Regions from separate parts of the Homo sapiens genome. Here regions 1 and 2 are each linked to region 3. The links are chromatin contacts, found by Hi-C or POLR2A ChIA-PET in ENCODE. All regions are on one chromosome and are shown on one strand. The core of a region is the stretch at or near the end of the contact, and the rest is flanking DNA. Distances in the headings are between cores, read along the strand shown.

Region 1 (3,486 bases), core at 371-2,870, 3.0 Mb before region 3:
TCTGAAGTCCTCTGGTTCCTTCCTGGAACAAGGGTCAAATAGGAAAACCACAGAAAAATGAGACTTCCAAGAAAAGTGCAGGCATCCTAAGTTTTCAAATAAAATCTTACTTGAAGCCTAAGAAAATGGATTCAGGCAGCTTAATTCTTGTTTGTTCCATGCACAACCTATCTTTCACCAAATAGATTCTGAGGCAACTTGATGGGGCTGCTGGTAATAGGCACTGTCTGAGGTGGGAAGTGCAGCAGGCCCGGGCCTGGGTGACTGTAAAGCAGGCCCTCAGGACACAGTGGTCTGGCTGCCTGGCAGCAAGATCTCTAGAGAAAACCTGGGAAGTGCAAGAGACAGCTTTGTAAAGGGGTCCTCGGGCTTAGGAACCCCGACTGTGGCATTTCAATTGGAATGTGAGGAAGCAGCACCCAGCAGGGGTGAAGAACATGCACATCAGAATGGCCGAATGCCATTCTTTGTCTCATTGTGTAACCCTGGGCAAGTTCATTCATCTCTGAGATGGGGCTCTCATCTGTAGGAGGGGGTACTACTTCCCTCATAGAGTTTAAGGATTAAGTGTCATTGTATATGAAACATTTAGGAGCATGCTTAACTCAAGTACTCAACCTAGAACTTGCTTAAGCCTTGGACTGGCTAATGAGGGTTTGGCTTTCAATGTCAGAAGGCATTTGTGATGGTCACAACTGTGTGTGTGTGTGTGTGTGTGTGTGTGTGTGTGTACTACTGACATCTAGTGGGTGGAGGCCAGGGATGCTGGTAAACACCCCATAGTGCACAGGACAGCCTCCTACCCCCCAACAAATTATTCACCCCAAAATGTCAATAGTACTAAGGTTGAGTACCCCTGAGCTAAAGGGAGAAGTTGAGGTTAGCCCACCCATACAAGGGGAGGTGGGTAGGAAACAGGCTTACAAGTGTCGGATCTGGCAGCAACTTTAAACTCCTGCAGCCGTCCCCGGAAGCAGAACCAACCCTCTTCTCAATTGGTACACTTTTAGCAGCTATAAGTCAAGGGTATGTTAGAGACACTGGGATCAGAATGAAGACTCATAGGTCAGTGGACTGATTTAAATAGCCTTTTGGAAAGATGTGAAAAAGCAATAGAAAATGGGCCAGAACAGAAAAGAAGCTAGGGGTTGAAATGTGGTCCAGGTCACTTGAAGTCAGGAGTTTGAGACCAGCCTGGCCAACATAGTGAAACCCCGTCTCTCTCTAATAAAAATACAAAAATTAGCCAGGGGTGGTGGCGGCCGCCTGTAATCCCAGCTAATCGGGAGGCTGAGGCAGGGGAATCACTTGAATCCAGGAAGCAGAGGTTGCCATGAGCCGAGATCACACCACTGCACTCTAGCCTGGGTGACAGAGCAAGTGAGACTTTGTCTCAAAAAAAAGCAAAAGCAAAAACAAAAAAACAAATGTGGTCCAGGAAGAAAAAAAAAAAGCATCACATAGTAATAAAATATGAGGTCCATCCCCCATTCTTGATTTTTCTCTCTAGGACAAGGCAAACTACATACTCAGAACTACAAACACTTAAGTCAATGGATTTGCATTATTCTAGAAAAAGACCAATCCTTCAAAAAGTCAACAAAGTTATCTGGCTGGGCCACTATCTGCTCATGCTATGGCATCAAAGATGAAACTAAAAGTAAAAATTCTGACTCCACCAAAGCTTTGACTGATTTTGACATTTCATTTGCTTGGCAAGGCAAGTGCTCACTGGATCAACAAATCGATTCTGAAACAATTATTTGTGCCTTAACTAGCTCAAGCTCTTCATGATCATGACAGTCTGAGGATATGAATTAATCCTATCATTAAAAAGGGCCACTGAAATATTTTGATTGGCATGCCCAGTTAAATAAAAAATGCTCACATTTGCAAGCAACTGAGGCATTTTCCATGGAATCTTCTGAAAATGCCTTTAGACTTGGGAATTTTTACCTTAAGCCTGTTACTTATTTTTTACTCTTTATTAATTTTTACTCTTAAGCCTCAGCTTTATTCTCTGAAAAATGGAGATAATACTTCCACCTCTAGGGCTATGGTAAAGATTATGTGAAACTATGCACCTGAGTTCACTTTGTACTAACTGGGCCACACAACTAAAGGTAGTGCTTCAAACCCCAAAGGCTTTTCACTTTTACTTTACACTGCTCTTCCAGAGCACTTCAACAGTATTTTCAGGGTCATGCTGGATTTTTAAAAGAATCAGAACAAGAGGATGCTACCTATGAAAGTAAATTATGTACTTCACAGCAAGCATTTCTATGCCTTAGTTTCATACTTAGGTTTCAGGCAGTTCTCAGAGGCAATTATTTCCATTTTACAGATAAGGAAAATGAGATGCAAAATATTAATCTGCAAAATATGGGATTAAGTACCCTCTGACAAAGCCAGAAAATAAGGGAACTTGAAATGGAAGCCCAAGTTGGAGACTACAGTGAAATTCTACAACTCCCATGCCTTGACACCTTTGTAGGGCTAGCCCAGGAGCAGTTTCTAGGTGTAATGACCAGGATTTGGAAAGCATAGGAAATGACTGAAAAATCAGATGTACTCTAAAAGGTGACACACTAAATTCCCTTCATTGGTCTACTTGGATTTTAAGACCCCAGGGGGAGAGAGGTGTGGAGTCCTGATTCTATCTTTTCTCGGGAAGGGGTGGCACCTAAGGGTGTCTAAGTAGTGGTGACGGTGGAAGGGATGGCAGAAGGATGCTATTCCTGGGGAAAGTTAAAAAGATAAGGGCACCATCTAAAGTAATAGGAACATCAAAAAAGCTTGCCTACTAGCAAAGAAAAGGGACCATTTCTGAAATCCTTGACCACAAATACAATCTTCAACATAAGGATGCATTTTTGAAAAAGCACTTGGAATCACCTGCTTAGGAAAACATAAAAGACGACTGACTCAAGAGTTCTCACAAGTTTCTAGTCATGAGAATAAGATCTTTTCATTGGATTATGTGTGGTTCAAGAAAAGCCACTGGGAACAGTCCAAGAGAAGCAGATTTTGGAGTTTGCTTTCTCAAATTCAAATGAGATGGCAGCTCTCAGAATATGAATTCTGAGAACCTTCACCCATCCACTGATGACACAAACTTAGAAAGATCTGCCTAGCCTCTAGATAACTAGAGCTTCCAGGATTTTTTAAAAAACATCCTAAGTAGGCTGGGCACAGTGGCTCATGTTTGTAATCCTAGCACTCTGGGAGGCCGAAGCTGGAGGATCGCTTGAGGCCAGCCTGGGCAACACAGTCTATCTGTCCAGTATTTCTCTGTTGTTTTAAATGGTCTTTCAGAAAATTTTACTTCAACAATACTAATAATTTTTCAATAGGTATTGCTATTTATTAACTCTATGATCACATTCTCCTGTCACCTAATAAACCTGGCTAATTTACACATGTTGGGCATTAGCCAAATCCACAAATTATCAAGTATTCCCTCAATCCTTTTTGAAATTTTAGCTT
Region 2 (3,255 bases), core at 486-2,985, 3.0 Mb before region 3:
CCAGGGGCTGAGGAAGGGTGAGAGATGGGCCACTCCTGGAGCTACTGCTTCATCTTCTCATGAAGGTGAATGAAGCTGCCACTGCAGGTAGGGGCTCAGTAAGGACAGAGCTCCAGCCCAGGACCTCCACACCTTGCACAATGCGATTTTATCGTTGTTATGGACTGAATTGTCTCCCCGCAAAATTCCTATATTGAAATCCTAACCCCCAATACCTCAGCATGTAACCGTATTTGGAAATCAGACCTTTATTTATTTATTTATTTATTTTGAGACACAGTCTTACTGTGTCGCCCAGGCTAGCATGCAGTGGTGTGCTCTTGGCTCACTGCAACCTTCGCCTCCCATGTTCAATTGATTCTCCTGCCTCAGCCTCCCCAGTAGCTGGGATTATAGGTGCCTGCCACCATGGCTGGCTAATTTTTATATTTTTAGTAGAGACGGGTTTTTGCCATGTTGGCCAGGCTGGTCCCAAACCCCTGACCTCAGTTGATCAACCCATCTCTGCCTCCCAAAGTGCTGGTATTGCCTGGCCTGGAAATCAGACCTTTAAAGAGGTAATTAAGGTTAAGTGAGGTCATAAAGGTCTGGCCCCCCTCCTATGGTGGCACAGTGTCCTTACAATAAGAGGAGGAGGAGATGCCACGTATGCACGGTCACAGAGCAAAGCCCATGTGAAGGCACTGCAGAAGGTGAGCACTGCTGATGGCAGGCACTGGAGAAGGCAGGCACTGGAGAAGGCAGGCACTGCAGAAGGCGGGCACTGGAGAAGGTGGGCACTGCAGAAGGCAGGCACTGCAGAAGCTGGGCACTGCAGAAGGTGGGCACCATGTGAAGGCACTGCAGAAGGCGGCCAGCTGCGAGCTGAGGAGAGGAGCAGCAAGAGAAACCAGCCCTGCAACACCTCCATTTTGGACTTCCAGCCTCTAGAACTGTGAGAAAATGAATGTCTGTTGTTGACACTGCCCAGTGTGGTATTTTATTACGGCGGTCCTAGCACACAAGTACACTTGGGGTGGGGTCAGACACTCAGTTGACAGGAAGGTGATGGTGAAAGTTTCCGTCCTCCCTGGAAACACCCCACCCACATGGTCCTGAGGTGTCTGGCTTTCAGAAAGTGACTCTCCCCAGTGCTTCATTTGCTCCGTTTGTTTCTAAATGTGTCTGGGTCTGTTTCCAGCCTTATTTTGTCTTCCTTTACCAACCACCTCCTTCCAAATAAGAAGATTCTCGCAGGTCCAGTCTCAGAGGGCAGAAAACCCAGATCTCTGGAGTTTCTGTCCCGAGAGGACCTGGCACCTGACTTCCTGACTCAACTGCTGGAGGGACGCGGAGGACTGTTGATTGGACTTGCTCCTTCGTCGTGTCCCCACACCGCGGGTGGCAGGACTAGAGCCTTGCCGCATTATGGGCTTCTTTATTGGCTGGCATAAATTTGGCCACTTCTGGCTGTATACCTCTTGCACAGCTGTGCTTCTTGTTTTGCTCCTGTGGTCAGTGTGGTTTCTGAGATGTCTGAGGAACAACCTGAGGAAAGCTGTGGCCCTCCTGACCATGACAGCCCAGACCTAATCACTGGGACCCCCCAATCCACTGGCAAGGAACAGTCAGTGAGCGCTTGAAGTGTCATACACTCCCCTGCCCCCAAGGCAGTGGAGCAGGTGAGGAGTCACTTTGTCACTCCCAGGGCGATGGCCTCACCTGTCTCCCGTGGCCTCCGGGGCTGTGTGGGCGTGTGTGGGTGTGTGTGTGCGCGCGTGTGTGTGTTGCTGGTAGTGAACATGCCCTCTGGTGGCCCCCGCAGACAGGCTTGCTGTTTCTTCCCTAGATGTTAGCCTCGCCTCTTATTTTTTATTTTTTTTTTTTTTACCTCTTCCGCGTCTGCTTAACCTCAGCTCCCAGTAAACACGCTAGGGACAACAGGCTTCCCTAGGGCCCCCTATCTTTGCTAGTCCTAAGCCCTGAAAGACCTCGCTTTAATTCTTCCAGCATGAGCCTTTGTTGTAGATAATTCTAGCTATCTGATTCAAACATGAGAGTAATGGTTTTTACATCGGAGTCAGGTACAAACCTCTGTTACACAAAGGAAACCAGAAATCGTATGATTCCCTAGGGATGACTGAAATTATTTTGTTTATCATATTACTTAAATAAGTACGAACATAATTTTTTATTTTTATTTTTTGAGAAGGTGTCTTGCTTTGTCGCCCAGGCTGGAGTGCAGTGGCGCGATCTCGGCTCACCGCAAACTGCGCCTCCTGGGTTCACGCCATTCTCCTGCCTCAGCCTCCCCAGTAGCTGGGATTACAGGCATGCACCCCAATGCCTGGCTAATTGTTTATATTTTTAGTAGAGACGGTGTTTCACCGTATTAGCCAGGATGGTCTCGATTTCCTGACCTCGTGATCCGCCCGCCTTGGCCTCCCAAAGTGCTGGGATTACAGGTGTGAGCCACCGCACCCAGCCATAAAATTATTTAACTTCTATATATTTTAATGGCTCTTAAGTAATTCTAAAACCAAAATCAGTGTACAAAGAAAACACCAAAAGTTCCTGAAAAACCACCCGAACTTGTTAGCACATTAATGTGACTTGCTATGTTGTTTTTCTGAACTCAAACACCATGAATGCTGCACTCAGTGATACCCAGGCTGTGTGGTCTGATGATGGGGCTCTTCCAAATCTTGCCTCTATTGGAAAAATTGCAACATTTCACTATACAGAACACTATTGTGGCGTTTACAAATGAAATCCTCTGCTCCGTCCTATAAAATTACTACTATTTGGCTCTGAGATCTCTAGACATACTTAGTTGTGAGAGTTGTGAGATGATCATCTGATGTCAGATGTGTTTACATTAATTTTTAAGACTTTAATTCAAATGAAAACTAAAAGTCTTGTAGAGAGGACCTACTGAATGTGTCTGGTATGAGTCTCAGGGTGTTTGGAAACTCCAGATCTAAAATTCTTGGATTTGAGACCCTGGTATTTCACTTAAGAAGCTCTTTACCTGCCTCTCCCTAGGCCTGGGTTTGACTCCAGCCACTCCCAATGCCCTGTGGGGCTGAGGTCCCCCAGACAGGCGCTGGGGACCTGGCTTGTTTTTGTTTTGCTTCTCCTGGGCAAGGCAGGTGCACACTACATGCTCAGTGCGAACTGAAACACAAAGTGCTGGGTGGCCGCTCAGCGGACGGTACTCCCTGCTCCCCTGTGGCTCCTCAACTCAGTCTGTGAAGGGTCCCCATGCCCCCAGGC
Region 3 (3,032 bases), core at 360-2,859:
AGGTAGGGGAAAGCACAAAAGAATAGCAGGCAGTTTGAGACAGAAGATTGAAGCAGGTGTTGTGGTTGACCCCCTAGCAGCCCCAACACTCCCATATGATGATTAATCTAAGCCATCTGGGGTAATTCCAACCCCCTTTCTCAGCAACTAGTTTAGGAATGGGCGTGTTAACCAATTCTAGCCAATGAGGTACAAGGGAAAGTGTTTGGGGCCTTCTAAAAAGCAGGCATATGGCTGGGTGTGGTGGCTAATACCTGTAATCCCAGCACTTTGGGAAGCTGAGACAGAATTGCTTGAGATCAGGAGTTCAAGACCAACCTGGTCGACATAGCGAGATCCTATCTCTATCATATATTTAAAAGAGTAAATAAATAAATAAATAATAAAAAGCAGGCACAGGAAGACATCTATCTTCTCCTTCTTGCCATTGTCATGTCTGGACACCTGGAAGCATCTTGCTACTGAGCTGAGGCTGAAGTCAATTCACGAAGGAGAGGCCATGATTAGAAGACTACACAGAAGCAAAGCTAGAGCCCTGTGGTTTGCATTAAGAATCTAAAGTAGCCTAGAATTGTCTTTTAGATACATTTAATGTACATTTCCTTATTGTTTAAGCCATCTGAGACTGATAATCTGTTACTTGTAGCTAACAGTATGTGGCAGGCAGAAGGCCCTTTTCCAAAAAATTACCCATGCTCTAATGTCTAGAAATTGTAATCATGTTAGGTTACATGGCTAAAGTGATTCTGCAGATACAATTAAGTTTGCAGATCTCAAAATGGAAAGATTATCTTGGATTATCTGGGTGAGCTTAATCTAATTAAATGAGTTTTTGAAGGAAGAGAACTTTCTCTGGCTGGAGTGAAAGACATGAGGCAGAAGGGGAAGTTGGAGCAATAAGACAAATTGACCTGATTTCTGGCTTTAAAGATTAAGGCAGCTGGCTGGGCATGGTGGCTCATGCCTGTAATCCCAGCACTTTGGGAGGCCGAGGTGGGCGGGTCACCTGAGGTCAGTAGTTCAAGACCAGCCTGGCCAACATAGTGAAACCCCATCTCTACTAAAAATATAAAAATTAGCCAGGCATGGTTGTACGCATGCCTGTAATCCCAGCTACCCAGGAGGCTGAGGCAGGAGAATCACTGGAACCCGGGAGGCAGAGGCTGCAGTGAGCCAAGATCAAGCCACTGCACTCCAGCCTCCAACCTGGATGACAGAGCGAGGCTTTCAAAAAAAAACAAAAACAAAAACAAAAACAAACAAACAAAAACGATGAAAGGAGCCATTAGCCAAGGAATGTGGGCAGCCTCTAGACATTGAGGACAAACCCCGACTAACAGTCAGCAAAAAATCAGGGACCTCAGTCCCACCCTATCACAAAGAAATTTCCCTGAGTAATTTGAATTATCTCCATTCTTTAATTCACACCCATATTTCCTCTTGCCTTTCTACTGATCTTTAATAAAATGGCAATAGAGCCTATGGAATGTCATTTTAAAAAAAGAAGAGGAAGAACAACAACAACAAAGATTGTGACCATTCCTTGAATGAATACAAAGTTCCAGTAAAGTTGAGTGTGTTTCTGACTCACTGAGTAATAATGCATTCACCCTTCCCCCAGCCCTCCACCCCCAGTGTTAAATGTTTTCAGAGTTAGGTGACTAATTCATCCTCTTCTCACAGCAGCTTCTGTAAAACCAAAATCTTGTTTGTTCCAAAAAGCCACATGAGTTTCTTAAAATGAAAGTCATAGTTGGAAGGTTATAGTTTTCTCATTTGTAAAATTATACTAAGTGACTCGGCTCTTGTAGGAGACAGAAGAGAGGAAGAGAAAGGTTTAAAAGAAGGCATTCATTCCCAGTAGCACATTCTACCATGTTGCTATTTGTATCAGTCCCCTCAAGTTTCCAAATGTTTCTGTTTTCTCACAACTAGCTACTGTTGGGTGTAAGGCCTTCGTATGAATCATGCTGTGTTCAACAAGCATATTCTTGCTTGCTATCAACCTCTCCCAACACACACACAATTAACTCCCTGCTTTGGTTCTCTCTCAGTCCAGGGAATATTTATCCAGTCAGCGAAAATCAAGGTAACTCCCCAAGAAGCATATTCCAATACCTAACAATTTACCAGCGTTTTTTGTTTGTTTGTTTTTGGGGGAAGCGGTTGCTCCCATTTATGAAATACATTACCATACGGAGGCCACTCTATTAGGTATTTTGTTAGCATTAATTCATTAAATCAAAATGGAAAGTCATTTGGAGGCTACCAACAAATGCAACAACAACAACAATAACAAATCAAGCTGTAGATGATCTGAATTTGTATGTGACAGCCATTCTGCCTCAAGAGTGGAGTGAAATCACTAGACCAGCCCTCAGTGGTTCATTCTTGGATATACATTCCCCACTGAGAATTCTACAGAAGCTACTGATACTACCCCAGGAGAAAGGCACATCGTCATAAAATTGTGTATGTAATGGCAAGAGTCTGGCAGGCTCCTTGACTCCAGGGGAATATGGACCCCCGATGAGGAGTCCTGCACTGGAGCAGTGGTCTCAAAACTCCTTTGCTAATAAATCCTTTCTGAGACAAAAACGTATTCCCAAATTTATGGATATTTACTTACAAATAATATACATGTACTGTTCTACTAATATGTATATTAAAAAACACTCAAAAATTAGAATCACAATAACATTAGATAAAAACAAATATTAAAAGGTCCCACTCCCAGTGAATGGTTTTACACATGCCCTACATCAGGGGCCCCAAGCCCTGGGCGGCAGCAGGCTCGTACTGATCTTCAGCCTGTTAGGAACAGGGCCACACAGCAGGAGGTGAGCAGGTGAGCAGGCATTCCCGCCTGAGCTCCGCCTCCTCTCAGATCAGCTGTGTCATTAGATTCTCATTGGCGCACAAACTTTACTGTGACTCGCACATGCGAGGGATCTAGATTGCACACTCCTTATGGGAATCTAATGCCTGATGATCTGAGGTGGAATAGTTTCATCTCAGAACCATCACCCCAC

Evidence for each region. A loop is a pair of places that touch in the nucleus more often than their neighbours do. ChIA-PET counts read pairs that join two places held with the same protein, here RNA polymerase II (POLR2A). Pooled maps may share reads with other maps.
Region 1: a loop to region 3 is called in a pooled map, with 17 times the contacts of the local background. The contact joins two enhancer-like sites. A Hi-C loop is called at or near these places in 7 of 50 pooled maps.
Region 2: a loop to region 3 is called in a pooled map, with 9 times the contacts of the local background. The contact joins two enhancer-like sites. A Hi-C loop is called at or near these places in 3 of 37 single-sample maps with no recorded cell type and 7 of 50 pooled maps. POLR2A ChIA-PET finds 5 or more read pairs at or near these places in 1 of 52 experiments (activated T-cell).

What each region holds. Positions count from the first base shown.
Region 1 is chr18:51,167,796-51,171,281 of GRCh38, forward strand. No RefSeq gene overlaps it. Among named protein-coding and RNA genes, the nearest start is that of MEX3C, 28 kb to the right of the region's middle. RefSeq lists an enhancer at 361-941. Within about 2 kb of position 1,621, at least 2 of the 41 ENCODE cell types and tissues checked have a DNase peak (open chromatin) inside an H3K27ac peak, as active enhancers do.
Region 2 is chr18:51,150,601-51,153,855 of GRCh38, forward strand. No RefSeq gene overlaps it. Among named protein-coding and RNA genes, the nearest start is that of MEX3C, 45 kb to the right of the region's middle. RefSeq lists enhancers at 1,202-1,361, 1,372-1,421. Within about 2 kb of position 1,736, at least 6 of the 41 ENCODE cell types and tissues checked have a DNase peak (open chromatin) inside an H3K27ac peak, as active enhancers do.
Region 3 is chr18:54,147,567-54,150,598 of GRCh38, forward strand. No RefSeq gene overlaps it. Among named protein-coding and RNA genes, the nearest start is that of SNORA37, 73 kb to the right of the region's middle. Within about 2 kb of position 1,610, at least 10 of the 41 ENCODE cell types and tissues checked have a DNase peak (open chromatin) inside an H3K27ac peak, as active enhancers do.